Linked DNA regions of Homo sapiens: region 1 is linked to region 2. Evidence: chromatin loops called from intact Hi-C (ENCODE). Cell type or tissue: PC-3. All regions are shown on one strand. Links, peaks and the distances in the headings refer to the core of each region. The heading gives the core; the rest is flanking DNA.

Evidence for each region. Hi-C counts contacts between places; a loop is a spot of excess contacts. Peaks named below come from ENCODE experiments on the same cell type or tissue, not always from the same donor. Only the 100,000 strongest peaks of a DNase experiment are listed, where the experiment ranks them.
Region 1: a loop joins it to region 2, with 9 times the contacts of the local background. A loop is called at or near these places in 4 of 110 quality-filtered maps.

The regions. Positions count from the first base shown.
Region 1 is chr10:63,552,976-63,555,892 of GRCh38, reverse strand. The region is part of intron 1 of REEP3 (receptor accessory protein 3); the gene reads right to left. Among named protein-coding and RNA genes, the nearest start is that of REEP3, 33 kb to the right of the region's middle. In PC-3, for the core only: no CTCF peak of the experiment used is centred there; DNase peaks (open chromatin) are centred at 1,042, 1,672, 2,272 and 2,672; H3K4me3 peaks cover 2,270 bases; H3K27ac peaks cover 2,500 bases.
Region 2 is chr10:63,710,905-63,713,821 of GRCh38, reverse strand. No RefSeq gene overlaps it. Among named protein-coding and RNA genes, the nearest start is that of REEP3, 190 kb to the right of the region's middle. RefSeq lists an enhancer at 1-546. In PC-3, for the core only: no CTCF peak of the experiment used is centred there; a DNase peak (open chromatin) is centred at 1,381; H3K4me3 peaks cover 494 bases; H3K27ac peaks cover 2,500 bases.

The DNA.
Region 1 (2,917 bases), core at 210-2,709, 160 kb after region 2:
GTTCAGTAGCTCCCAAACCTGTCTATGTAAAATAATCAACTGGGAAGGAGGATTTTTGGCAGTAGGGCTCAAGGATCTGAATTTCTAAATTCTGCATCTTCAACAAACCAATGTGTGACAATATTATGCTTAGTTTGGTGTTGGATTAAAACTGATTATGATTAAGCAATATGTTGTCAGTACAGTACGTTGGTTAACTGGATTTTTTAAAGTAATGTGAAAGTCATTATAGGTTATCTGGACTTTTGCCACGCTCTATCCTTCACTTAGATGCAAAAATAAATGTAAGACATCATGATAAAAGAAGAGAGAGTTACAAAGAGTAGACTAAATGGTTACAAGTAGTGCAAAGTCTACTGATAACCAAGGTACCTGTGTATATTCTCCCTGTGATAAACTTCCTACATGAGTTTTTCTGCCATGGCAGCCATCAGGTAGCAAAGGTCATGCATGATCACTGCCAAAATAATATGTAATTTTTGTCTTACACAAATTTTAAGAAAAATACATTTGTTGCTAAAAATCTCTGTCAGTAGAGAATTCCCATTTAGTAAAACAATGGTTAAGTGACTAAACCTTAAAGAAAAATATGAAAATTCCATACAAGGAGAAAGAGTCAAACCCATGGGGAAAAAAACAACAACAGCCCCAAATCCTGAATTCTATAACCAAAGGTCCCCATGTTTAAAACCATGAAGGAGAGAAAAAGACAGTGGAAATTCCTTTGAAAGACTTTATGTTTTTCATAATACTCATCAAAAGCTATGAAACTTGGAATTTTCATGTTAGAGCTAAACTTAGCTAAATTGGAGCTACATTTCTAATTTTACTCCAGAGCCTATAATTTCTATTCTAAAAGGAAAGGTAAAGATGAAACTAGAGGGGAAAAAAAATCAAGCTACAGCAACTCAGACTCAAACTTCCTCATCTCCTCACTCTCTCCCCACTAGCCACGCCCCACTACAACCACAAGGGCCTACCATGTGGTAGACCCCAACAAAAAAATGTTTAGAAGAATGCTGAACTTGGAACAGAGTACACTGTAGAATCAAGGGCTACAAACCCTTGAAGCACTCCAGTAACTCAGCATCCTGTGGGTAGAGTACCACAGAATGGCTCATAGGGCTGAAAGAAGACAATGGTCCCTACAATCTACAGCACTCCACAGTTTTCCAGCTGCAATTTTTCCATCCTGATTGTCATTACACACAGAAAATTCATAGGCGAGGTAGGTGCTATTGTTCTAGTTCTACAGATGATAAAAGTAAGGCTTAGAGAGATTAATGATCTTATGAATTAAGCACATAGCAAGTGTTAAAGCCAAAACATAGAACTTCTAATTTGAAGACCTGTGCTCTTTCCTCTATACCAAAAAACTGTCCCCCAAAGAAAACCTGTATTTCATACAATGTATAGCTCATAGCAGATCCCCAATATTAACAGTTCGATGATGTCAATATTCCGAAGTTCTCTAAACAATTGTAATTCCACAGGCATACTACTGTCATATAAAAAAAATATCTGAGACCCATTTTCTGATTGTATACTAAGTCTACATAAAGGAATATGCATGTCTTTAATCAACAATCATCACACCCTTTAATTCCTATCAAATGATTACTCATGATCTGACCAATTCCTGATTCCTGAGTAACTCTTGACTCAGAGGAGTTGTTTACTTTATTTAGCCCCTTAAGCACAGGATGTGTAAAATTTGAACTTACCATTAGGCCCACTGACTTAAAGATAACGTGAAAGTTCAATTGCAATCTAAGGTTTTTTTTTTTTTTTGAGACGGAGTCTTGCTCTGTCACCCAGGCTGGAGGGCAGTGGTGCGATCTCCACTCACTGCAAGCTCTGCCTCCCGGGTTCACGCCATTCTCCTGCCTCAGCCTCCTGAGTAGCTGGGACTACAGGCGCCTGCCACCACGCCCAGCTAATTTTTTGTATTTTTAGTAGAGACGTGGTTTTACCGTGTTAGCCAGGATGGTCTCGATCTCCTGACCTTGTGATCCAACCGCCTCGGCCTCCCAAAGTGCTGGGATTACAAATAGGCGTGAGCCACCGCCCCCGGCCAATCTAAGTTTTAAAAAGCTTCTGGTGAAGAAAAAACATGTACAAACAATTGTGAAAACATTGCAAAAAATTTCCTCTCCTGAAATACATCCGTCTCTACAAATTAAAGGAGGATGAGTAAGGAAAGCCATAAACACAAATTCTACCCTATTCTGTGCAATTCATTCAGTATCACATGACCACAAAGTGAACTTCTCTAAACTGAACTCAGATATAAAATTCTGGCCAAGCCCTCCCATAGAACATTCATACCTAATGTACAGTCTAAGCTACAGTCACCTACAGGCACTTCACCAATGAGCATGAAAACGCTTCACCAGGTTAATTTAATATTTTGCTTTCAAACAATCTTTTAAGTCTCCATTAAACAATAACAGGTATCACTGACGGCATACTACATGTCAAGGCACTGTGTTTTTCTATCACTAGGGATACATCAGTGAACTTGCTATCGCTTTTTAATGAAAATTAAATTTGTGATGATTTGGAAACCAAAACATTCTATTTTCATATTTCTTAAACCACTTCCTTCATTCCATTTATTCAAATCACTCTAATACCTCCAGCATCTCCAACACAGTAATTTTTTCCCATGCCACTCCCTGTAGCTAGAACAATCTCGCTCTTCATGTTGTGAGCTCTCCCTCCTCTCAGAGCCACACTGCCTGTTTACTGTCTTTCATTAACGGGGCTTTAAAAAAAGGTTTGGTCTTCTTATTTTGTAAAGTAAGTGAACAATAACAGAAGTTACATTACAGAAGTAACAACCAGAACATAAAAATTAAGTCATTGTAAAAGCATTTGTGAGTATTCTCCATGTTCTCTTGAGATGGTCAACTGA
Region 2 (2,917 bases), core at 313-2,812:
TCATCTCATTCAAACTCTTCATTGTAGAAGAGGAAACTGAGGTCCCAGAGGCTGAGTGACTTGTATCACATCACACAGTGAATTTACAGAAAATCCCAGCTTAAAGCCCAAGTCTCTTAACTGCTGGCTCCTATCACTGTAATAACAGAAATGGGAAAAAGAAACAACTAGAGAGAAAGGAAGGAGAGTGGGGACACAATCTCCCTTCCCCCTCTCCCAGGCTGTGGCAGGCAGCCAACTGGAGCTTTCTGCATATTTAATTTAAATCTTTGTCTGCCCTGGCAAGGACAAAGTACAATCTGTTTTATGTAAAAAGTCTTCCCTGAGGAAAGCCTCGGCCTCCAGCTGCGAAACTGATTGATGTTCTTCAAGTCCCCAGGAAGCTCTGCTGGGATCCGAGGTTGCGGTTTCCAAAAAAAGAGTCTGTGAAAAGGAAGCACTGAAAACAACAACAACAAAATTTCCTTTATTGTGTTTCTCTCAACCTGGGAGAATTAGACTAAAACAAGGAGGGGGGTGTTGGGACATGCAAATACAGACTGTATTTTAAAAGCAGATTTCAGAGTCCCAGATGGGAGGGGTTTGGGATGGCAAGCTGCTGCCAGAGGGAGACTGGAGTCTTGTCTAGAAGCTTTATTTGCATAGCAAGCACTTTGCTTTTACTTAGATTGCCTGTTCCAATCAATAAAGCTACTAAAATGTTCTGAAGATGCTTTATCCACACTTGAGGAAAGACTGAAAGCATCAATATCCAATAGTGTCACTAGTGATGTTTTATTTGGAATGTTTGGGAAATGTTCTAATAGAGATTAAAATCCATCTTATTTTGTGGGTTTCCTGATACTGTATTTTGGAGAACCAGATCTGGGGTGGCATTTCTTGCAAAACCAAAGCCAGTTTTGAAATCCAGTCTCAGAGTCATCTCTGAATGTTTCTGGATTGTTACAGCCAGGGCATCTCCTGCCAGATTTCTGCTCCATCCCATATGACATCTACTTTAACCTGAGGCCTTATGCACAGATAGCAACACTGAAGTGCCCCCAGAAGACCCAAAGAGGGCAAGACCACTACAAAAGTTTTGAGGATGATGGAAGTTTCACCCCGGAGGACTGGTTTTTCCCACTGGTCCCTGGCCCTGCCTGGGGCAGCCCGTGTATCAGGCTGGAAGGAGGGCATGGGTGACAGTGCAAGGTTCTGCCTTCACCTTCTGGCTCAGCAGCCAAACTTCAGTGTGAAGCCAGAACAAAGCTATTGCCAGGTCAGGGCTAAGGAGCTCGAGCCTGTCTTGGGGTGGAGCCAGGACCCAGAAACCACTGCCATGAGCCACCAGCTGGCTCTGATCCCAGGAACATGTGCAGCTGCTGCACAGGCCAGACTAGTCCTGAAGACTGTCACTGTGCCAGCCCCTCCATTAGGCCTCCCGGTCTCTGCTCTCATCAGGCTCACACCCAATGCCCCGTGTGTACTTTGGCATCTGCCTGCCTTTAGATGTCCTGGGATGACTGAATAAACCTTCAGAAAAGCCATGTGACCTGCTGATTCTTATCTTTCTGGACATCACACCTTTGTTCTAAAACTCCTTAGAGGTCAAAGTGTATAGATCCAAATCTCTGAAGTTCCTTGGTATGATGAAAATGAAGGAATAAACAATTTCCCTTAACTCTGTGTGGTCTAATTTAAGGGCCTTTCATTAGTACTCACAGGAAAAACACAGGCACCATGGCAGCGGAAACAGAAATCCCTCCCCACATGCCCTGATGGTGGGGGCAAAACCCATGAATGGCCACATTCACAGCTGTTTCTAGAAGTGCTTCCTGGTATCGTGGGCATTAAGCTTCAGTAATAAAGTTAACAGCAATACAGTCATACTGGAAAAAGGTCAAAAGGAGGAAAACCTTTATTTAAAATATTATGCTGTTCTTTTTACAAACTAGGTCATCTTCTGTATCAGTAGCTATTCCTCAAGGCATTCGGTCCCACTGACCCTTTAAGAACTTATTTTAAAAAATCGGGCTGCTTCTTACCCCAATTTTGTTTCTTCCCAAATGTGTTAGGCACTCTCCAACCTGGATACAAATTCCAGCATTTTGACAAGGTGTACCTAGTCCTCTTCAGATTCTCTTATCACCAGGGAAAGGCCTGTACAACTGCTCAGTAAGCCTTGGCCGTAAGGTATGCTCCCTAATACAGAATAAAGGGCAGGATGCCACAGTGCGGCCAGCAGGCTCAGTCCCATGGAGAGCAGCCCAGTACGGCTTAAGCTGTAAAGACAAGTAAGACAAGGTCTCTGTGCTCAGGAAACTGGTAATCTAGGGGAGGCCGTGGATGTGTTGCTTAACAAGGTGATAAGTGCATGCTAGCAGTGTGAACCAAGTGCCATGGGAACTCTGAGGAAGCAATGATTAATTATGCAGGGTATGGGGATTAAAGATCTGGGAATGTTTTCCAGAGAGAGAAACAGTGGAGCTGAAACAGATGATGAGCAGGCTTTGATCATGACAAAATTTGGGGGACAGAGTGCTCAGCAAGATACATTCCAGGAAGACGCATGGTGCAAAAGTCTTCCAGACACTGAAAGCTTTTGTTACATGAAATGCTTGGAGCACAGCAGGTCATCCAGGACAGTTGGAGTTTACAGTATAAGGTGGAGGGTGACACGGAAAGACCAAATAGTTGGGTTGGGCCAGATGGTGACTCTCGGACAACCAACTCCTTGGACTTTACCCTGAAGGCAGTGGTGAAGCAGATGAAGGATTTTAAGCAACTGGCTGGGTCAAGGGTTTAGTTTGGTGTATGACAAGCAAAGTTGTCTAAAAGGGACTCTGGGAGGTCACTTGGGGTGGCTTGGACAAGCCAAGTGGAACAGGGGCTTCCCCCCTTCTCCCAGTGGGGTGGGCTGCCCTAAATTTAGCTTCCC